2 separate regions of the Homo sapiens genome follow, and region 1 is linked to region 2. A link is a loop called in an ENCODE intact Hi-C map of the cell type or tissue named here. Cell type or tissue: PC-9. All regions are shown on one strand. Each heading gives the region's core, and the rest is flanking DNA. Links, peaks and the distances in the headings are about the cores only.

The links. Hi-C counts contacts between places; a loop is a spot of excess contacts. Peaks named below come from ENCODE experiments on the same cell type or tissue, not always from the same donor. Only the 100,000 strongest peaks of a DNase experiment are listed, where the experiment ranks them.
Region 1: a loop joins it to region 2, with 7 times the contacts of the local background. A loop is called at or near these places in 75 of 110 quality-filtered maps.

What each region holds. Positions count from the first base shown.
Region 1 is chr6:10,472,025-10,484,102 of GRCh38, forward strand. LINC02522 (long intergenic non-protein coding RNA 2522) reads right to left here and starts at 9,942. Exons shown (of 4, transcript NR_183333.1): 1 at 9,542-9,942; 2 at 1-11. In PC-9, for the core only: CTCF peaks have their summits at 6,661 and 6,860; no DNase peak of the experiment used is centred there; H3K27ac peaks cover 865 bases.
Region 2 is chr6:10,797,292-10,809,369 of GRCh38, forward strand. It overlaps MAK (male germ cell associated kinase), which reads right to left. Exons shown (of 15, transcript NM_001242957.3): 6 at 11,519-11,651; 7 at 6,429-6,600; 8 at 4,601-4,768. Among named protein-coding and RNA genes, the nearest start is that of MAK, 35 kb to the right of the region's middle. In PC-9, for the core only: CTCF peaks have their summits at 4,133 (motif pointing left) and 4,335; a DNase peak (open chromatin) is centred at 3,690; H3K27ac peaks cover 439 bases.

The sequences.
Region 1 (12,078 bases), core at 2,082-10,081, 320 kb before region 2:
GCTCTGGTGTCCTATTAGCCAAAGCAAGTCACATGAATGAGAATGAGCTTTTCCTCAAAGCATAAGAAACTAGGCCAAAGCAAACAACAAAAGGATCTTAGACAGACAGACACACACACACACACACACACACACACACACACACACACACAGAACTTCTCTTTCTCTCCTTTTATTTATTTACTTGACCACATCATCTGCTAAAACGTTAAAAGCAAATAAGATGCATTTTCCATTTTGTGATTTTAGAAAAATTTACATTATTACAATAGTAGTACATTCTTGCCTGTGAGTGTAGGTGATTGATTGTATGCAATGCAGTTCTGCTCAGAGCATGAAAGAGGCTGCAGGGAATTACAAAAGCAATTTCATTTACAATAGTATCAAAAAGAATAAAATACTTGGAAATAAACTTAACCAAGAAGACAAAAGACTGTACGCTAAAACTTTAAAACATTGCTGAAAGCACTTAAAGAAGACACAAATAAATGGAATGACATCTGTGCTCATGATTGGAAGACTTAGTTTTGTTAAAATGTCAACACTACCCAAAACAATCTTAATGTAATCATTTAGCAAATGATTATGACTATGATTTCATATTTGTTGGGGGCATAAGAAAATCATATGCATTATGATTACATTAAGCAAACAATGTAATCCCTATTAAAAAATCCAATTAAAAATTTATCCTAAAATTTATGTGGACTCTCAAGGGACCCTGGATAGCCAAAATAAGCTTGAGAAAGAAGGACAAAGCTGGAGGCATCACACTTCCTGATTTCAAAATATATTACAAGACGAGAATCGCTTGCCAGGAAGCGCAGGTTGCAGTGAGCTGAGCCTAGATTGTGCCACTGCACTCCAGCCTGGGCAACAGAGCAAGACTGTCTCAAAAAAAATTTTATGTATGTATAAATTTTATGTATACATAAAAATTTTTATACATACATAAAATTTTTTAGACAGTCATATATGGTAACAATAATCAAAACAGTGTGGTACTGGCATAAAAACAGACACATAGACCAATGGAATAGAAGAGAAAGCCCAGAAGTAAACCCTTGCCTATATGATTGAATGACTTTTTACATGGGTGTTGAGACCATTCAATGGAGAAAGGGGTCTTTTCAACAAATAATATTGGGAAAACATGAATGTCCACATGCAGAAGAAGAAAGTGGGACCCTTACCTTACACCGTTTGTAACAATTAACATAAAATAGATCAAAGACCTAAATGTAAGGCCTAAACTATAAAATTTCTAGAAGAAAACATAGAGGGAAAGCTTTACAATGACATTGGATTTGACAATGATTTCTTGGTTGTGTTACCAAGAGCACAAGCCACAAAAATAAAATAGATAAATGTTTTGTTTGTTTGAGACAGGGTCTTGCTCTGTCACCCAGACTGGAGTGCATTGCCATAATTATGGCTCACTGCAGCCTTAACCTGCCAGGCTTAAGCAATCCTCTCATCTCAGCTTGTCGAATAACTGGGATCACAGATGCATGCCACCACACCTGGCTAATTTTTCTGTGTTTTAGTAGAGGCAAGGTTTTGCCATGTTGCCCAGGCTGGTCTCAAACTCTTAGGCTCAAGCAATCCACCCACCTCAACCTCCCAAAGTGCTGGGATTACGGGTGTGAGCCACCAGGCCCAGCCATAAAATAGATAAATTATACTACATTAAACTTAGAAACTTCTCGGCATCAAAGGACACAATCAACAGAGTGAAAAGGCAACCAATGGAATGGGGAAAAAATGTTTGCAAATCATACATCTGATAAGGTGTTAATATCCAGAATACATAAATAGCTCCTACAACTCAACAACAACAAAAACAAAACTATCTGATTTAAAAATGTGCAAAGGAGGTGCAGTGGCTCAAGCTTGTAGTCCCAGCTACTGGGAGGCCAATGTGGGAGGATCACTTGAGCCCAGGAGTTGGAGACCAGCGTAGGCAACACAGCAAGTGATATAGCTTGGCTGTGTCCCTACCCAAATCTCATCTTAAATTGTAGTTCCCATAATTCCCATGTGTCATGAGGGAACCAGTGGGAGGTAACTTAATCATAGAGGCAGGTCTTTCCTGTGCTGTTCTTGTGATAGTGGATATCTCACAAGATGTGATGGTTTTATAAAGGGAAGTTCCCCTGCACACACTTTCTTGCCTGCTGCCATTTAAGATGTGACTTTGCTCCTCCTTTGCCTCCCTAGCAATGTGGAACTGTGAGTCAATTAAACCTTTCTTTTATGAATTACCCAGCTTCAGGTATGTCTTTATGAGCAGTGTGAGAGCAGACTAATACAGCGAGACTCTGACTAAAAAAAAAAAAAAAAAAGAGAGCAGAGGACTTGAATAAATATTTCTCCAAAGAAGATAAACAAATGACCAATAACACATGAAAATATGTTTCCCATCACTAATCACTAGGGAAATGCAAATCCAAATCACAATGAGACACCACTTACTGTGTGTGTCTCCTTTTGTTTTCTTTTTTCCTTGGGCTGCATCTGGGTCCTGGTAATACTCCTTCCATTGCACAACTAATTCAATGTTTGAACTCTGGAAAGGAACACAAGTGGATATAAAAAGTTTAAAATTTGACATTGATAAAATAGTTGGAAATGTGCATGCAGTAGCAGCAGATTCTGGTACACTGCCTCCTGCCCCTGGGCTTGCCTCTAATTTCAGCTGCTGCTATGGTAGACAGTTCCATGAGAGCTCAGCTGCCTGCTTGCCTCAAGCCTATGCTCTACAACTCTGCTTTTCTGCCTTCTCCAAATCATGCGAGCCTCCGAAGTGCACCATGGTGCACCAGATGCATGGAATTAATGCATCTGGTGGCAATCTTCCCATGATAGAGGATGAGAGCCAATGACAAGTGCCCCAGCTCCCAAATGCTGGGAGGAATTCTGTACACTTCTTAGAGGTGCTGGTGGAATCAGCCCCTGTTGCTTAGAGCAGCAACCTGGAGAACGGCCATATAGTTAAGCTCCTTTTACTCTAGAAAAAGATAACAAAAGGTTGAAAGCAATTACCAAGCAATTGAAATCTGAGTATGAATGCCAGAGAACCTCTTTGGAAGTGTACAGAGAAACTCTCTTTTGCATTGGGAGGCCAGAGAAAGCTGAGGACCAGGGCTAAGAATTAATCATCTGAGACCAAAGAAGGTGACACTCCCAACCATGCCAGATCTGCTGTGTCAAGTTCAGGGCCCTGATTGGGGAAGAACAGGACTGTGAAATACAGGATGCAAACATCTGTGTTGATGCCCTACCCCTTGAAATTCTAGTTTCCTCTAGACCCTCCAACCCCACAAATGTGGGCTATCCCTCCATAGCAAGAGCCAGCCCACCCCCGGCCCCATTGCTTGAAGACAATGCAGAGGCCTCTTCCCTTCAAGACACTTGTGCCCTCCACCCAGGATGAGCCCCAGCTTCTTTCCCGGATACTAGTATAGGTTTAAATTCCAGCATCACCCAGCTGAGGTTGCACTGGGCCTTATAAGGGAAGAAAGGGCTTAAACTCAAAGAGAGCTGATGACCCAGCTAACAGGTACCAAAAGTGTCAGGGGGTATGAATAAGACTGGATTCTTGGGGTACTTGGTCAAGGGGGCCAGAACATAAATGTGGATGGGGGAGAGTCTACTGACTGGAGAGCCCTGGCCAAAGATATAGGATTTAACCCCCGAGTAAAGACCCCAGGAGATGGTGTACATTTGGAACTAAGATGACATAGTGAGTTTGGTGCCCTCCACCCCACCCCCTGCAAACCCAAAAGAAATGTCCACATCCTAATCCCTAAAACCTGTGAAGGTGACCTTATTTGGGAAAATGGTCTTTTCAGAATTAAGGATCTTGAGATGAGATCATCCTGGATTATATGGGTGGGCCCTAAATCCAGTGACAAGTGTTTTTATAGGAGACACATAGATAGATAATGGAGAACAGGGGGAAGACCATGTGAAGGCAGAGGCAGAGACTGAAGTGATATGGCCACAAGCCAAGGAATGCTGGAAACCACCAGAAGCTGGAAAAGGCAAGGAACCGATTCTCCCCCTAAAGCCCTGGTGGGAGTGTGGCCCTGATGACACCTTGACCTCTAGGACTGTCAGAGAACAGTTTCTGTTGTTTTTACACCATCCAGTTTGTGGTCATTTGTTACGGCAGCCACAGACGCTAGTACAGATGGCTTTCGGACCATGGAAAAAGAGGATGCCCATGCTAGGTAATGTTAAAATGTCAGAAGTGCCAAGTCAGACAGTGGATTAAGGGATTGTAAGACTCAGGGAGGTGTGTATGATCAGTGAAGTGCCATCCAAGACCAGATCACTTACCAGATATTTATGCTCCACAGGAAGGCTCAGAGAAAACATCCTCCACCAAGACGTAAAGCACCCACATCACTCGGAAGCTCAGTGGTGGCTCTACTCTGCCAGCCTGGGCAGACAGTTGGAAGGGTTCAACAGAGCTGGGCTTACTGATAGCAAGTGGGATGACAAGACCCTAAAATAGGAGAACTACGTGGTGGCACATAATCCTCAGAAGCCAGGTGGAAGCCATGACCGCAATCAGGGAAAAGCTCAGAAAAGCAGCTGAGGGAGCCTGGACCACAGAGAGCTATGGAGATAGTTCATAGAGGACCACATCCCTAGCAGCAAAATACACAGGCAGACAGGGGTGCTTCTCAACCTGTGTCATAGGAAGAAATCCAGGATGGATAATGAGCAGACTAAGGATGGGTGCTCCTACAAAAGTCAGGACCACCTGCCCAGTTTCTGAATATGCGCCAGATTTCAAACCCTGAAGCCCTTGACTGGGAGGAGGGCCAGGTATCTAACAGAAAGACCCTGTAACACCCTGGCAAATGGGCACAGTCATGATTTCCTGAGTCCTTCTGCAAGGGGACCTAAGATCTCACAGAACTGTTCACCAGGGAAGGGGAAATACTCAAGTATTTGAAGTATTTTGGAGGACTGTTAGAACAGGGTCAGAAGTGACATTGATACCCTGAGACCTGCCACAGCATTGCAGCTGCCCGCACTCTGCTTCTGTGGGGCACATGGTGACCAGGTGATCCATGGAGTCCTGTCCATGGCATGGTGGCTCACAGTGGATTCAGTAAGACTACAGGCCCACCGGCAGTCATGGCCTCAGTCCACAAATGTATAACTGGGGTAAATATTCTCAGAAGTTGGCATAGCCTCCCCATTGGGTCTTTGGCCTGTGGGGTGAGGGCATTCCATGGGGAAAGCCAAGTAGAAATTTCTGAAATTGACCCTATCCACTCTGCCAAGATAGCAAACAAAAGAGATATATTGTGTGTACTTCATCTGGGGGGAGGAGGGGACAATGGGAGGATGGAGAAGAGGGCATTATGAGATGCACACAGGGAGACGGAGGGAGATGGCCAAAATTGGTGCTACCCGTAAGAATCGAAAACATGGTGGATTGGTGCTCCTTGTAACATCTACATTTATTTGTTTTGAGTCAGAGTTTCGCTCTGTCACCCAGGGTAGAGTGCAGTGGCATGATCTCGGCTCACAGCAACCTCCACCTCCCAGGTTCAAGCGATTCTCATCCCTCAGCCTCCCAAGTAGCTGAGGCTACAGGCGTGCACCACCATGCCTAGCTAATTTTTGTATTTTTGTAGTAGAGACAGTTTCACCCTGTTGGCCAGGCTGGTCTCGAACTCCTGACCTCAGGTGATCCAACTGCCTTGGCCTCCCAAAGTGCTAGGATTACAGGCATGAGCCACTGTGCCAAGCCATCCATTTCATTAACCAGTCTGGATCATGAGGAATCCTGGTTTGTCTTGGGATAGTAGATTATGCAACTCAACCAAGTAGCAGACCCAAATTGGGCCAGATACGGCACGCTGGCTGGAAGAGATGTGTGCAGGCTCAAGTACATGGTATGCAGCCGTTGATTTTGCATTTGATTTTGATTGTGTTCTTTTCTATCCCCATCAGGAAATATGATCCAAACCAGTTTACATTTTCATTCATTCTTATTATTTTGCAGTTCACAATGCACATTCACAATTTTGTCCCAGGGCTAAGTTAACTCTCATGTCTCTGTCATGATACAATAAAGAGATTTAAACTCTGGGGACCTTGTGCAGAACATCACAATGATCCACTACATAGTAGCCTTTCCTAAGGGTCACTGAGTACCCGATTTACTGACATGGGATCCAGAGTAACAGTGCCTAGGACATTCTAAAGAGAATGAGGTGAGGCAGGGGGCGCATAACCAGGGGACCTGCTGATCCCGACCATACACTTCATCACCCAAAAAGCTACTGACCTGATGGGAGTTGAGATGAACCCCTGGGTTGCCACTATGCCTACAGCTTGGGGATGACACCCCACAGGGCCAGGCACTGTCCTTCAACATGTGGAATGTACTTTGCCCTTTATATGGTTCCAAAGTATTTCAGTGATACTGAATCAGAAACACGGGGCTAGTATCTTCCTCTGTTTCCAGTTTGTAGCTTTTGATGTTGATCTGAAATGACCGCCCAGCAGGAAAGTTAAATGAAGAGCTAGTACATTACATGCAACACAAATCATTGTAATTCACAAGTTAACCTGCAGATGGTGCCATATTATTGCTGTCTCTTTGTTGATCTTTTTAAAAAATTACCTCCCTGACCCCTGTGGGTCCATATCTGGTTGTGACAAACTCATGAGGAAAGACCACAGTCACTGAGTCCCAAAACATTTGGAGTTGAATTTTTACTAACACTGTCTGATGTGCAACCTTCCTTCAAGAAAAAAAAAAGAGATGCTCAGGACAAATAGCTAATGCATGTGGGGCTTAAAACCTAGATGGCGGGTCGATAGTTGCAGCAAAACACCATGGCGCACATATACCTATGTAGCAAACCTGCACGTTCTGTACATGTACCCCGGAACTTAAAGTTAAAAAATGGAAAATAAAGCTTAAAAAAAATTGCTATCTAGCCCTTCACAGAAAAAGGCTGACTCCTGCTTTAGGAGAAAGCACAAAAAAGGAGGTAAAAATAAACAGTGCAATCAGACTTCTGTTGGACCCTGAGAGTTTAATTATGGAAGGTGAAGGGGGAAAAAAACAGAAGAGGAAAAGAGAGCTAAGTGGAAAAAGTCTTTGAAAATTTAGTAGGGCCAGGTGCGGTGGCTCACGCCTGTGATCCCAGCACTTTGGGAGGCTGAGGCGGGTAGATCACCTGAGGCCAGGAGTTCGAGACCAGCCTGGCCGACATGGTGAAACCCTGCCTCTACTAAAAATAAAAAAATTAGCCGGCTGTGGTGGTGTGTGCCTGTAGTCCCAGCTACTCAGGAGGCTGAGGCAGGAGAATCTCTTGAACCTGGGAGGTGGAGGTTGCAGTGAGCCAAGATCATCTGGCCACTGCACTCCAGCCTGGGCGACAGAGCGAGATTCCGTCTCAACAACAACAAAAATCTGAAATCCAAAATGCTCCAAAATCTGAACTTTTTGAGCACCAACACGATGCCACAAGTAGAATATTCCACATGTGAGAACCCTAATACAAACTGTTTCATCACAGATTTAAAATGTTATATAAAATTACCCTCAGGCTATGTGTATAAGGTACATATGAAAAGCTAAGACCAATTTTTGTGTTTAGAATTGGGTCCCATTCCCCATGATATCTTACTATGTATTTGCAAATATTTAAAAATTTGAAAAAATCTGAAATTCAAAACACTTTTGGTTCCAACCATTTCAGATAAGGGATACTTAACCTGTAGTACAAAAATGCACTTTATAAATTTTTTTCTTCAATTTTTAAGTTCAAGGGTACACGTGTAGGAGGTGCAGGTTACCTAGGTAGACGAATGCCATGGTGGTTTGCTACACAGATCATCCCATCACCTAGGTATTAAGCCCAGCATCCATTAACCATTCTTCCTGATGTTCCCCCTCCCCCTACACCCGATAGGTGCCCATTGTGTGTTACTTTCCCCCATGTGTCCATGTGTTCTCATCAATCAGCTCCCACTTAAAAGTGAGAACACGCAGTGTTTGATTTTCTGTTTCTGTGTTGGTTTGCTGAGGATAATGGCTTCCAACTCCATCCATGTCCCTGCAGAGGACATGATCTCATTCCTTTTTATGGCTGCATACTATTCCATAGTGTACATGCACCATATTTTTCAGTCTATTATTGATGGGTCTATCAGTCTATCATTTGGGTTGATTCCATGTCTTTGCTATTGTGAATAGTGCTGTAATGAACACACATGCATATGTATCTTTATAATAGAATGATTCATATTCCTTTGGGTATATACCCAGTAATGGGATTGCTGGGTCAAATGGTATTTCTGCCTCTAGCTCTTTGAGGAATTGCCACACCGTCTTCCACAGTGGTTGAACTAATTTACACTCCCACCAACAGTGTCAAAGCATTTCTTTTTCTCTGCAACCTCGCCAGCGTCTGTTGTTTTTTGACTTTTTAACAATAGCCACTCTGACTGAGAGGAGATGGTATCTCATTGTGGTTTTGATTTGCATTTCTTTAACAATAGTGATGTTGAGCTTCCTTTCATGTTTCTTGGCCCGATGTACGTCTTCTTTTGAGAAGTGTACTTTACAGATTGAAGACTCTCTAAACTTGAAAACTTTTCATTTAAAAATTTTTATACTTTTTTTTTTTAAGACAGGGAGTCTCACTCTCTCGCCCAGGCTGGAGTGCAGTGGCTCGATCTGGACTCACTGCAAGCTCCACCTCCTAAGTTCACGCCATTCTCCTGCCTCAGCCTCCCCAGTAGCTGGGACTACAGGTGCCTGCTGCCACGCCCAGCTAATTTTTTGTATTTTTAGTATAGACAGGTTTCACCGTATTAGCCAGAACGGTCTCCATCTCCTGACCTCGTGATCTGCCCACCTCGGCCTCCCAAAGTGCTGGGATTACAGGCATGAGCCACCACGCCCAGCCAAAGTTTTTTATAGTTTTTATAAGTGACCCCACTTCCACCAACCCTCTCTTTTGGACGCTGGAATCAGCTTTGGAGATTTGTGTTTGCACCCAGACTTCATTCCTTACTAGCTTGGCGCCCTGCACTAGAAACCTCCATCTCTATTCTGTAAAAGTGAAGCAATAATGCCAATCTAATTGATGGAATGAGGAATAAGCTAATCCATTCAGGCAGTTTACTTAGCAATTGTAGGAAATTAAAGCTTTTTCTCTCCTCTTGTCTCCTTTACACTAAAACAGGGTGGACTGGGCACAATTTAACCCCTCCTGAATAACACGGATGTTTTTGAGATGAGTAACTATTGCTTTTTTTTTTCCCCTGAGGTGTGGAAAAGCAGAGAAGCAGAGAAGTAGAGAAGCTTCAGAAATTGCTTTGTGAAGTTGAATGTGGATGTAAATAGGCAGCAGTTGCTGCCTCCTCCTTTCCCAAGGCTCAGCTCCCATTTCTAGTAGTTTAATTTAGAATCCAAGAAACCCTGGACCTGTGCCTTCCCTCTAAATGACAAGGAGTAATAGAAGATGAGGATAACAAGGTAAAGGTAGCTTACCTTTGCAATTCCAGCACTTTTGAGAAGCACAAAAATTACTTGAGAGCCATGACTTCAAAACCAACCCGGGGAACAGAATAACACCTGCTCACTCCCAAAAACGTAAAATGTAGCCTGACAGAGCGTCCAGACTTGGTGCGTTCGTCTCACAGACTTCACTCAGCAGATCTTTGTGGTGAGTGTTACAGCTTTTAAGAATATGTATGTGGAGATTTCTATTCCCCTCTCCCGACTTACTTATTCTTTGTTAAGTTTAATGACCTGCCTGGCCTACAGACATAAACCTACGAACCTTCATAATAAGCACTACAAAACAAAGAAAATACAAACCTAAACTGCAACAAAAATCTATTGCAAAAAACAAACACTTCCACACCACACAAAAAGTACTGCAGCTGGTTACCAGTACTGGCTCCCGCAGCCTGCTATTATACTCTTATCTGGCCCCACCCACATCCTGCTGATAGGTCCATTTTACAGAAAGCTGATTGGTCTGTTTTACAGAGAGCTGATTGGTCTGTTTTACAGAGAGCTGATTGGTCTGTTTCACAGAGAGCTGATTTGTCCATTTTGACAGGGTGCTGTTTGGTGCATGTACAATCCCTGAGCTAGACACATAGTGCTGATTGGTGTATTTGCAATCCTCTAGCTAGACATAAAAGTTCTCCAAGTCCTCCCCAGATTAACTAGACACAGAGCACTGATTGGTGCGCTTACAAACCTTGAGCTAGACACAGGGTGCTGATTGGTGCATTTACAACCTTTAGCTAGACACAAAAGTTCTCCAAGTTCCCACTAGATGAGCTAAACACAGAGCGCTGATTGGTGCATTTACAAACCTTGAGCTAGGTACAGGGTGCTGATGGGTGTGTTTACAAACTTGAGCTAGACACCGAGCGCTGATTAGTGCATTTATAATCGTTTAGCTAGACAGAAAAGTTCTCCAAATCTCCACCAGATTAGCTAGATACAGAGTGCTGATTGGTGCACCCATGAACCCCAAGGTAGACAGAGTGCTGATTGGCACATATACAATCCTCCGGCTAGACATAAAAGTTCTCCGAGTCCCAACTCTACTGAGGAAGCCAGCTGGCTTCACCTAGTGAATCCACCATCAGGGCCGTGGGCGGAGCTGCCCTCCAGTCCGGCGGTGTGCGCCCACACTCCTCAGCCCTTGGGCAGTTAATGAGACCGGGTGCCGGCGGAGGAGGGGGGCGCCCGTTAGGGGAGGCTTGGGCCGCCTGGGAGTCCACTGCGGGGGACTCGGGCGTGGCGGGCTGCAGGTCCCAAGCCCTGCCCCGCGGGAGGTGGCTGAAGCCCGGAGAGAATTCGAGCGCGGCGAGAGCGGGCCAGCGGTGCTGGGGGACCCGGCGCCCCCTCTGCAGCTGCTGGCCTGGGTGCTAAACCCCTCACTGCCTGGGGCCGGCAGCGCTGACGGCCCCTCCCAGTGCGGAACCCGCGCCCGCTGGGAACTCGCACTGGCCCGCGAGCGCCGTGAGCAGCCCCGGTTCCCGCCCAGCGCCTCTCTCTCCACATCTCGCAAGCCACACCTCCTGGCAAACACAGGGAGCAGGCTCAGGCCTCAGCCAGCCCAGGGAGGGGCTCCTACAGTGCAGCGGCAGGCTGAAGGGCTCCTCAATCTTGGCCAGAGCGGACACCAAGGCCGAGCAGGTGCTGAGAGCGAGCCAGGGCTGCTAGCACGTTGTCACCTCTCAGCATGGTGGCACGCACCTGTGGTCTCAGCTATTTGGAAGGATCACTTGAGCCCAGGAATTAGAGGTTGCAGTGAGCTGGGATGGCACCACTGCACCGCAGCTTGGGTGTCAGAGCAGCAAGACTCTGTCTCTGAAAAAAGATAAAAATAAAAGAGACAGATGAATTGTGCCCAATGGCCCTAGATGTAGGGCCTCCACTATACCACATATGGGATGGGGGCGTGAGTCACAGAATAGCATCCTTTCTGGAGTGTCCTGGCGGAGACACATGTTCTCATAGTGTAGCAGCAGAGTTACCTATTCCTCACTTCCAGCTTTTGATGGTTTTGCTATTTTTCATGTCTGTTTTTCTAATGGTTCTAGCACAGCTCTTACTAAGTCAAGTTGAGAAGCTGGCCGAGTGGCTTCCATCCCTTCGCCCTTTCTCCCCACCTGGCAGCTCCGTGGGGCAGTCAGGGGCATGGGCCTGGGAGCTGCCCTGGCTGACGTGAAAACAGGCTCCTTCCAGTGTGAAATGGGGCCAGTAATCCTTGCCGCCCCTGCTCTTAGGAGGGTTGTGTGCAGTGGCTGTTCCCTCCAGGTTTTCCAAAGTGCCCACGGAGAGTGAAACGGTGAATGAATGAATCTAAGCCAAGGCATCATGTAGGAGTCAGTGGCTCACAATAATTTGTGGTGAGGTGTGCCTGAAGATACAAAATGTGTCATTAAAACACACACAGGGGCACCGTGGCTCACATCTATAATCCCAGCACTTTGGTAGGCCGAGGTGGGCAGATTACCTTAGGTCAGGAGTTCGAGACCAGCCTGGCCAACATAGTGAAA
Region 2 (12,078 bases), core at 307-8,306:
GGAAAGGACCCCCTGGTGTATGGGTGGCACCATCTAATAGCAGTGCTTCCCAAATGGAGGCAAGTTTGCCCCTTGGGAGATATCTGGCAATGTCTGGAGACATTTCTTATTATAATGACAGGGGTTGGGGGACGCTACTAGTGTCTAGTGTCTAGAGGGCCAGGGACATTGCTAACTATCCCATAATGCACACAATAGCACCCCACAGCAAAGAGTTATCTGGTTCACAACGTCAGTAAGGCTAAAACCGAAAAAATATTCTACAGAATGTCTAAAGCCTGTGTAGCTCAGCTATGGAAAAATTCCCTTATTGGCATCAAATACCTGGGCAAAGTAGCTGGTCATTTTTGGGGGGATGGGTTCCTTAAGATGGTCAAGCTCTGTTCCCCTGAACCTCCTGCCTTTAGCCAGTCCCCACATAGGTGGGAACATAGCCCTGACCAACAGTTAACTCCTCCCATGTGTAAGGGCAGTTTTTAGAGGAACAGAAGGCAGCTTGGTACTTTAAATGGTCTTCATATTCTACAACTTAACCAACCTCTCTCCCTAATTAGGTCTTTCCACTTCCACTAAAAAGCAGGGCTGTGAAACAGAGCACAAGAAAGAGTTTGTTAAGGGTTACTTGCATTCTCAGTGGAATACACAAATATACATAATTTGAATACTTCAATGCCTAGCACACTGAAGGTACTCAAATTCTGAATTAAGTCACATTAAGTAATTAGTATGTCAATATTCCTAAATTAATGATGCATATTTTGGAGCTGGAAACTTTGAGGATGTGTTTTGTAATTTCAAGGCTTTATTTATAACAACTCTTCCCTTTTTTTTTTTTTTTTTTTTTGAGATGGAGTCTCGCTCTGTCACCCAGACTGGAGTGCAGTGGCACGATCTTGGCTCACTGCATCCGCCTCCTGGGTTCAAGCAATTCTCCTGCCTCAGCCTCCCGAGTAGCTGGGATTACAGGCACACGCCACCATGCCCAGCTAATTTTTGTATTTTTAATAGAGACAGGGTTTCACCATGTTGGTCAGGCCGGTCTCAAGCTCCTGACCTCGTGATCCGCCCACCTTGGCCTCTCAAAGTGCTAGGATTACAGGTATGAGCCACTGTGCCCGGCCAACTCTTCCCTTTTAAGATACTTTAAGATACCAGTTACTATCCTTCAAGAAGAGGGAAAACTTTAAAAATTAATAGCATTTATTTTTTCCTATTTACTTAAGGGAAGCAGTGATCATTGTAGAGAATGAGAAACGTATAGAGTTCTCAAGACAAAAATAAAAATTTAACACCCAGAGACAACCAAGACTAACATTTTTTATACTTTTCGGTATTTTTTTCTCATCATATAAAATATATTTTTCAAAAACAAAATCATATTATTTGTATAATAGTATTTTAGCATGAGATTTCTCCCAAATTATTTAAAAATTTTATTTTACAAATTCACTGTTAATGCTGGCAGTATATTCCAAATTAAAGATGCACATAACCTAAGTTTAGAAACATTATTTATTTATTTATTTATTTATTTATTTATTTATTTATTTATTTTTGAGACAGAGTCTCACTCTGTCACCCAGGCTGGAGTGCAGTGGCACGATCTTGGCTCATTGCAACCTCCGCCTCCTGGGTTCAAGCTATCCTTCTGCCTCAGCCTCCCGAGTAGCTGAGATTACAGGTGTGTGTCACCATGCCTAGCTAATTTTTTGTATTTTTAGTAGAGATGGGGTTCTGCCACGTTGGCCAGGCTGATCTCAAACTCCTGACCTCAAGTGATCCGCCTGCCTCGGAAAGTGCTGGGATTACAGGTGTGCGGCACTGCAGAGCCACCGCACATGGTTGGAAACATTTTGATTAACTTTCAATGTACAGTTTTCTATTGGAATTGAACATCTTTGAGCATAATTTCTGATTGTCTTCAAGGCTCTTTTTATATACTACAAAATTACTTTCTCTTACTAAGAGAGATAAATGAAAAACGGTATCTCATTTCTACTTGCATTTTATAATAGTAAACAAAGACTGAACATTTAAAAAATATTTTTTGTAATCTGTATTTCTTTTCCTGTGTTTCTTTTTCATGTCCCATTACTACTTTTCTTTTTAAAATACATTTGAAAAACTTATTATGTCTTTATTATGAAGGTAATGAATGTTTAGAAAAATTAGAAAATATGGGCCAGGTGTGGTGGCTCACGCCTATATTATTTCAGCACTTTGGGAGGCCAAGGCAGGAGAACTGCACGAGACCAGGGGTTTGAGACCAGTCAGGACAACATAGTAAGACCCCATCTTTAAAGAAACAAAACTTTCAAAAAATTTTAAAAAAGAAAAATTAGAAAATACACTTAAACGGCTGGGCACAGTGGTTCATGCCTGTAATCCCAGCACTTTGGGAGGCCAAGGCAGGCAGATCACCTGAGGTCAGGAGATCAACAGCAGCCTGGCCAACATGGTAAAACTCCGTCTCTGGCCAGGCACAGTGGCACATTCCTGTAATCCCAGAACTTAGGGAGGCCGAGGTGGGTGGATCACCTAAGGTCAGGAGTTCAAGATCAGCCTGACCAACAAGGTGAAACCCCATCTCTACTAAAAATACAAAAATTAGCCAGGTGTGGTGGCAGGCACCTGTAGTCCCAGCTACTAGGGAGGCTGAGACAGAAGAATTGCTTGTATCTGGGAGGCGGAGGGTGTAGTGAACCGAGATCACGCTACTGCACTCCAGCCTGGGCGATGGAGCGAGACTCCGTTTCAAAAACAAAAACAAAAACAAAAAAAAACTAAACAAAAAAACCCCTCTGGTCTCTACAAAAATACAAAAATAAGCCAAGCGTGGTGGCGGGCACCTGCAATCCCAGCAACTCGGGAGGCTGAGGCAGGAGAATCGCCTGAACCCAGGAGGCGGAGGTTGCAGTGAGTGGAGATCATGCCACTACACTCCAGCCTGGGCAACAGAAACTCCATCTCAAAAAAAAAAGAAAATACACATACACATTTCAGTATTTTTCTTGTGTTTCTGTAGGAGTATTATATTAAGAATTAAAAATAATTTTCTCTGTCTTATCTTTCCATTTTAAGATTTTTACATAGAGAAAAATTTTACTTTTTATGTAATCAAATTGTTTGAATCTTCCTTTTGTGGTTTCTTCTATTATTTTTATACCCGTGTTTTTTCACCTTGAGATCAAATACACATGTATGCTTTCCTTTTGTTTCTAACAGTTTAGGGTGCTTTTTTTTTTACACTTTGAAAATGTAATCCTGGTCGGGCGCGGTGGCTCACACCTGTAATCCCAGCACTTTGGGAGGCCAAGGAGGGCAGATCACCTGAGGTTGGGAGGTCGAGACCAGCCTCACCAACATGGAGAAACCCTGTCTCTACTAAAAATACAAAATTAGCCAGGCGTGGTGGCTCATGCCTGTAATCTCAGCTACTCGGGAGGCTGAGGGTGGGAGAATCACTTGAACCCAGGAGGCAGAGGTTGCGGTGAGCCGAGATCATGCCATTGCACTCCAGCCTGGGCAACAAGAGTGAAACTCCATCTCAACAACAACAACAAAATGTAACCCTTCTGTGAGTTGTAAAGTATGGTGAGCAGTAAGGACCTCAATTTATTTTTTTCCCTAAGAGCTAATGAATTTTCCCAGTATCACCCACTGAGCCGTCCTCCCCTCTTTGTGATGCCACGTTTGTTTACCTTGTGCTGACTCATATGTTCTGCAACATTCAGCTATTTGTCAATTCTTATGCCAGTACTTCCACTGTTACCATCATCAATTTAAAGATTACTTTAATATCTGATGGGGCAAGCTGTCCATCCCTATCACCGCTCTCTAATTCCTTATTCTTGTTTTAACATATCTTGACTATCCTTTCCCATTTGTTCTTCCAGATGACATTTAGAAAACATTTTCTCAAGATTAATTTTAAAAAAAGCAAAATAAATTTTTGTAATTTTCACATGGAATTTATATTTAAATGATGAGAATACAATAAAGTTTATTATTGCCTTTTTATTGAAGCCTTGCAGACAAAAACACTGGGTTTAAAGGCCCTAGACTTGGAATACATCTGTAGATATGTCAGGTGTAGTCACAAAGGAACAAAGCCTGGGTGCCACAATGCTGCCCTCTTGTGGCAGCCAGAGGCTGCACACTCCAGTCCCAGCAAGGGATGATACTGTTGTATAAAGTGAACCAGAATCCCACCCCTAAACTGTAAAGGCAGCATAGGAAAGTCTACTATGTGGAATGATTCATGAGATGCCTTTTTGCTTCCATGACAGATTCCTTCATAACTAGTCTGTCGCAGGTCTGAATTTTTATCATTGCAGATTGATTCCTTGTTGCAACCTCAGGGTTCTTCATTTGAACCACAAAACTCAGAAAATCATTGGTGTGGCTATTTCTGCATTTCTCCCAATGATATTATATGCCTAGAAATTAATTTATTACATACGCTGGATGCCTAGGACTTTGTGTTTAATTCTCTTAGTAAAATCCTGGTTGAGAATAGACCTGCCTTTGTAAATGAAAACATCCCTGATATTACAAAACCTAAACATTTTTAAAGGTCTAACAGGAAGACTCCTCTTACCTGGCTTGCTGTCGGTCGTTTCTTTGGATCCCAATTCAACATTTCGGTCATGAGCTGAATAGCTTCATTACTGGCATTGGGAATAAGAGTTTTTAAGTTTATAGGAACACACTGGGGAAAACGGAAGTTCATAGAGGATGCCAGCTGGTATCCTTCTGGCCAGTCACTCTGTTTCAGGAATATATAAGTGCAGGTGGGGAGGGCAAAACAAATTGTTTTTAGTAATCCATTTAAAAAACACAGCAGTAATATAAACATCATTTATGTTTGAACATTTTCATGTTGATCCATATAAACATGAAAATGAAATACCAGACCACGTCTATAATTTAGTGCTACGACAGTATAGAAAGAACATTAAGCTGAGAGTTAGGAAACAATGCGAAAAGCACTTTTATAGCTTTTTTTTGTTTGTTTTTTTGTGTTTTTTTTGAGACAGGATCTGGCTCTGTTATCCAGGTTGGAGTGCAGTGGAGCAATCATGGCTCACTACAGCCTCACCCTCCCGGGCTCAAAAGATCCTCCTACCTCAGACTCCTGAGTAGCTGGGACTACAGGTGCGCACCATCACACCTGGCTAATTTTTTTTTGTGGAGACGGGGTTTCACTATGTTGCCCAGGCTGGTCTTGAACTCCTGGGCTCAAGTGATCCTCCTGCCTGGGCTTCCCAAAGTGCTGGGACTACAGGCATGAGCCACCATGCCCGCCTTTATAAATTTTGCAATATTAAGCTCTTGTCTGGTTTTAGATCCTGATGGTGATGTTGCTGTGATGATACCTGGGTTAACTCTGAACAAATAAGGAAAAGTGCTTTACAAAGAGGCTGACTGTGAACAAAGATCCTTGTCGTGTATATTACCCATTGCATACAATGTTAAAAATGCACATATCTGGGAAATGACAATTACATTAAAGCTTTAATATCTACATTTACTTGTGTAATGTTAACTACAAGGCACTTACTAATTTAATTAGGATGTCATTATATACACACTTATAAAGCACATTTCAGAAAGAAAGGTGTAGATGAAATATAGTTAATTGAAAAGCACTCAGTTCAAGAAGTCAAATATCCACAGGGGAGATATAAAAAAGGAAACAAGAAACGGTTAAGAAAAAACAAGGTTCAAGACACCAGGGGTTAACAGGTGATGCCAATGGCCAGCCACAGAATGAGCAGGAAAGAGCTCAAGCAAGGCTGTCTGTACAGTGTCAGCTGGGCATCACCCCCAAGTTACACTCTAAACACACAGAATTTTTCCTGAAGTTCTTAAGGAAAGGCAAGCACCTGTTTTTCTTCAGCTGGTGGGATTCTGGCTTCTTGCAATCCTTAACCCACTCCGATTAAAAAAATAAGGATTACAGCCGGGCGTGGTGGCTCACACCAAGTAATCCCAGCACTTTGGGAGGCTGAGGTGGGCAGATCGCAGATCGCTTGAGCTCAAGAGTTCAAGACCAGCCTGGCCAACATGGTGAAATCTCCTCTCTACTAACAATAGAAAAATTGACCAGGCGTGGTGGTGCACACCTGTAATCCCAGCTACTTGGGAGGCTGAGGCATGAGAATTGCTTAAACCTGGGAGGTGGAGGTTGCAGTGAGCTGAGATTGAGCCACTGCACTCCAACCTGGGCAACAGAGCAAGACTCCATCTCAAAAAAAAAAAAAGAATTATAAGAAAATTAATCATTAAAGTATGAGCCTATTTCAAAATGAAAATATCAGATATCTAGGCAAAAGTTGTAAATAATCAAAATTATAAAATTAAAAGCAAAGTAGCAAGATAGAAATAATCAAAAGTTATAGCAACTTAGGGACAAGAGTACTTACTTTTTTGGGAGTCCCTAAAACTTGGCAAATTTTAAAGATTTCATCGACCTCACTTGTCCCTGGGAAAAGTGGCCTTAACATATAGAGTTCAGCCATGATACTTCCAACAGCCCACACATCAATGGGAGAACTATAAACTGAAGATCTCAGTAAAACTTCAGGGGCACGATACCTATGAAAATAGAGAACAAAAGAGGTAATTTTGATTGCAATTTCAAAGGTGGATGGGCAGTAGCATTCTACGCTGTGTGGTCATGCATTTCCATCAAGGAACAGGTATTCAGACCCTGTTCCATCTGTGTGTCAGGCATTTGTACAATGTTCTGGGGATAATAGGACACAACACATGTTCCCTGATCACAGACAATGAGTGGGGCTGGAGACAAATGTCTATGAAATGTCCATCAAGCCTAAGACAGGAACTCAACTGAATAGATATGGAAATAAGTGCCATCTGATATATTAAGAAAAAAAGTAGAAAAACTATGTTACAAAGCATTATATTCAGCATCTATTCACAAGGAAGCACAGAAAACAAAAGATGAACAGGATTATATCCTGAGTAGTGGAGTTTTTTTTTATCAGTTTGAAAGTACTGATATCCTCAACTGACTCCTCTTCTGTAGTCAACTATATTTATTGAGTGGAGTTTTGCTCTTGTTGCCCAGGCTGGAGTGCAATGGCGCGGTCCCGGCTCACTGCAACCTCCGCCTCTTGGGTTCAAGTGATTATCCTGCCTCAGCCTCCCGAGCAGCGGGGATTACAGGGGCACACCACCATGCCCAGCTAATTTTTGTATTTTTAGTAGAGACGGGGTTTCCCCATGTTGGCCAGGCTGGTCTCGAACTCCTGACCTCAGGTGATCAGCCTGCCTTAGCCTCCCGAAGTGCTGAGATTACAGGCATGAGCCACTGCACCCAGCCTAACAATATTTTTAATTGAGAAAAATACTCAATTTACAAGAGCAAAGTGAGCTGGTGAGTCCAACACAAAGTCTGCTAAATGGAAGACACTCTCAATTCTCTTTTTTTCCAACCAAAATGTGTAAATATTTCAGTCCAAATGTTTGGCATACTGTCTTTTTGCTTTCATTGAGAATACTGCAAGCCCTCAAATAAACTAGTTTTGTTCACTGTTGTTTTTGCTCAATGTTGTTTCATTGTAATGTTGATGAGAAAGAAAAAAAAAGAAAGGCATTTCTGGCTGGGCCAATGTGTGGGGTTTGCACATTCTCCCCAAGTCTACAAGTTTTCTCCAGGACTCCAGCTTCCTCCCATATCCTAGATATGTGCATGTCAGGTGAACTGGGGTGCCTGTGTGGCCCCAGGATGAGTGTGTGCATGTGTGTGTCGGGGGGGGGGTGGGGAGGGGGCGTGCTGCCATGGGAGGCTGTCCCGTCCATGGTTGGTGCTCACCTTGCACCCCCAGCTTCCAGGACACGCTGTTGCCACCTGTGACCCTGAACTAGAATAACTTGGCGAATAATTATCTTCCTTGTTTTTATTAATGTTTCTCAAATGTATGTATAGCTTACATGTATTTCAATGTTCAATATTAGTGTTTTGGTCACTATTTAGAAGTTTGGTGGCCAGGCACAGTGGCTCACACCTGTAATTGCAGCACTTTGGGAGACCAAGGCGGGTGAATCATGAGGTCAGGAGTTCGAGACCGGCCTGGCCAACATGGTGAAACCCCGTCTCTACTAAAAATACAAAAACTTAGCTGGGTGTAGTGGTGGGCGTCTGTAAGCTCAGCTACTCGAGAGGCTGAGGCAGGAGAATCACTTGAATCCGGGAGGCAGAGGTTGCAGTGAGCCGAGATCGTGCCACTGCACTACAGCCTGGGTGACAGGAAAAAAAAAAAAAAAAGAAGTTTGGTGATGTTTTTGTGACCAGAAACGTGCCATAAAATTGTTTACTTTAATTAGCCTATGGTCGAATTGGTTTCATCATATGTTGTTTCACTTAAAGTGAAACTTTCCAAGAACCTACTGATGATGTTAAGTGAGAACTTACTATACTTTGACGAATATTTTTACAAGCTTTATTGATATATAATTCACATAATATACAGTTGATCCATTTAAAGTGTACATCACACTGCTTTCTCCCAAGGTGCCTTCACGTGTCTTCCCTCTTCCATCTCTCTGTCTGCCTTCTTTTTATAAGGACATCAGTCTTACTGGATTAAGACCAGCCAGGCTGTGGTCTGACCTCATCTTAATCTGATTACATTTGCAAAGACCCTATTTCAAAATAAGGTCACATTCGCAGGTAACCAGGGCGGATCCCTCATGAAAGGCCTGGTGCTGTTCTCACGTAGTGAATGAGTTCTTTTTCAGGCAAGATGAAATTAGTTCCTGAGAGAGTGGGTTGCTCCACGGCAAGCTTCCTCCTCTTGTTTGTTCCCTTCTCGCACGTGCCCATTTCCCCTTTGACCTTCACCCCGCCATCTTTTCTTTTTTTTTTTTTTGAGACGGAGTTTTGCTCTTGTTGCCCAGGCTGGAGTGCAATGGCGCGATCTCGGGTCACTGCAACCTCCACCTCCCGGGTTCAAGTGATTCTCCTGCCTCAGCCTCCCAAGTTACAAGTATGTGCCACCATGCCTGGCTAATTTTTTTTGTTTTTGAGACAGAGTCTTGCTCTGTCACCCAGGCTGGAGTGCAGTGGCGCGATCTTCGCTCACTGCAAGCTCCGCCTCCCAGGTTAACGCCATTCTCCTGCCTCAGCCTCCCAAGTAGCTGGGACTAGCTGGGACTACAGGTGCCCGCCACCACACCCGTCTAATTTTTTTTTTTTTTTTTTTTTTTTTGTATATTTAGTAGAGACGGGGTTTCACTGTGTTAGCCAAAATGGTCTTGATTTCCTGACCTCGTGATCCACCTGCCTCGGATTCCCAAAGTGCTGGGATTACAGGCGTGAGCCACTGTGCCCGGCCTAATTTTTGTATTTTTAGTAGAGACTGGGTTTCACCACGTTGGCCAGGCTGGTCTCGAACTCCTGACCTCAGGTGATCCACCCGTCCTGGCCTCCCACAGTGCTGGGATTCAGGTGTGAGCCACCACGCCCGGCCTGACCTTCTCCACCATGTTTTGATGCAGCATAAAAACCCACATCAGAAGCCAAGCGGATGCCAGTGCCATGCTTCTTGTACAGCCTGCAGAACTGGAAGCCAAATAAACCTCCTTTCTTTACCAACTTCCCAGCCGCAGGTGTTCCTTTACAGCAACACAAAAAAACACACTAAGACACGGACTCCTTTCTTTCAGCCCCCACATCTGATTCATTAGAATCCCACATTTCTCACTACCTGCATGGCCAGCAGGTCCAAGTCACTATCATTTCTGGCCACTCTACAAACTCTGCCCTTGTTTCCTACGACTGCCCTCCTTATTCATTCTGCACTGTGCAGAATTCACGTGTGGCGTGCACCTGTCTCAAGGCTTTTACTCTGCCTAAAAAAAATCCTGCTGGCCCTGGCATCTCCATCAGGGCTACTCTCAGTCAGACCCTCCATGTAACATTCCTTTCTCTCCCCATCTCCCCCAACTCCCTGCCCCCTTTCCTATTTTATTTTTCTTTATAATAATGTATCAACATCTGATACACATATATTCCTTTTTTTTTTTTTTTTTTTTTTTTGAGAAAGAGTCTTGCTCTGTTGCCCAGGCTGGAGTTCAGTGGCGCAATCTCGGCTCACTGCAACCTCTGCCCCCAAGGTTCAAGTGATTCTCATGCCTCAGCCTCCCAAGTAACTGGCACCAAGGCGCGTGACACCACACCCGGCTAATTTTGTATTTTTAGTAGAAACGGGGTTTAGCCATGTTGGCCAGGCTGGTCTCGAACTCCTGGTCTCAAGTGATCCCCCACCTCGGCCTCCCAAAGTGCTGGGATTACAGGCGTGAGCCACCATGCCCAGCCTGATACACATATGTTCTTGTTTTCACTGGAGTATAATATTCACACAGGCAGAGGCATGTGTTGTAAGAGTAGAGCTTGATGAATTTTCACAAATACAACACATCCACAGACCCAGCACCCAGATCAAGAAAGACATGTTATCGGCCGGGCCCGGTGGCTCACGCCTGTAATCCCAGCACTATGCATAGGAGGCCAAGGTGGGAGGATCACCGGAGGTCAGGAATTTGAGACCAGCCTGGCTAACACGGTGAAACCACGTCTCTACTAAAAATACAAAAATTAGCTGGGCATGGTGATGGGTGCCTGTAATCCCAGCTACTCGGGAGGCTGAGGCAGGAGAATCACTTGAAACCGGGAGGCAGAGGTTGCAGTGAGCCGAGATCACGCCATTGCACTCCAGCCTGGGCGAGAGAGCGAAACTCCATCTCAAAAAAAAAAGAAAGACATGCTATCAGCACCCAGAAGGCCCCTTGTGCACTAGTCCAGGCACTACACACATCCCCACCCCATAGAACTGCTTGCTATCCTGACTTTCATGGCACAGATTAGTTTTCTCTTTTTTTGTACTTTGCATAAATGAAATCATATGGTATGTGCTCTTTTTCTCTTTGGGCTCTTGATCTCAACATTGTCTAAGATTCGTCCACATTGCTGCATGCAGTCATAGACCCTTCGTTCTCATTGTTGCAAAGCATTCCACTGGGTGAGTATACGATGCTACTGTTCATGGACGTTTGGGTGGCGTGCAGTAGAGAGGATTCATGTCTTCTGGTGAACACGTGTATGTCTTTCTGTTGGTGATCCATAATATTTTTAACTTGTTTATCTGTCTATTGGCTGTCATGTAAGCAGCATAAGGCAGAGATTTTTCTTTTCTTTTTTTATTTCACTGCTGTGTTCTCTGTGCCTAAAATGATGTTTGGCACATAGTAGGTGTTCAATAAATATTTGTTGAATGAATGAATGAGTGAATAAATGAAATTCTTTTTCCTTTTTTTTTCAGTGATCAGAATAGCAATAAACCAATCCTTCGCTTTCTTTAAAGAATATAAAATTCAATTCTGTGTTTTAAATATTCAATATGGAACTTCCAGAAATATGTAACAATCCATCGTAGGAAAATTTCACCATAGGCTTATGCCTCAGGAGGGCTGCATAACCCCTACTCACCATCTGGTAGATACATAATCAGTGTATGGTGGCTGTGACCTTAATTCTCTTGCAAGTCCAAAATCAGCAATTTTCACAAGCTCTGGACCCATACAAAGCAAGTTTTCTGGTTTCATGTCCCTATGAAAAAAGCCTTGATGATATACGGAGAAAAAAAAATACAGTAAATCATTACGTTTAAACATAGCTTTATTTGATTTATAAACAAAATATAAATGAACCCCCTCTTTTATAATTCAAAACATCATCTTAGGAAAAAAGTAAACCATATTTATTGTCTAAGAAGTAAATGGGGCGTAGGGACCCTGCTTTTAAAATGCTTTGGCAAGAAAGTTCACACAGTGTATGAGATAATTAAAAATAACCACCCATTTAACATTTATTTTTATTTGTGACTCCAGTGGGTGTTCAGGCACTGGGCTAGGTATTACCACACTATGATTATCTCCATTCATTTGCACAACAACCTGAAGGAGGTACTGTTATCACTATTGTGCAATAGAGGAGGAGGTTGAGGGCCAGAGTGAAGTCACCTAATTAACGTGTGAGAAGTGTTTTTG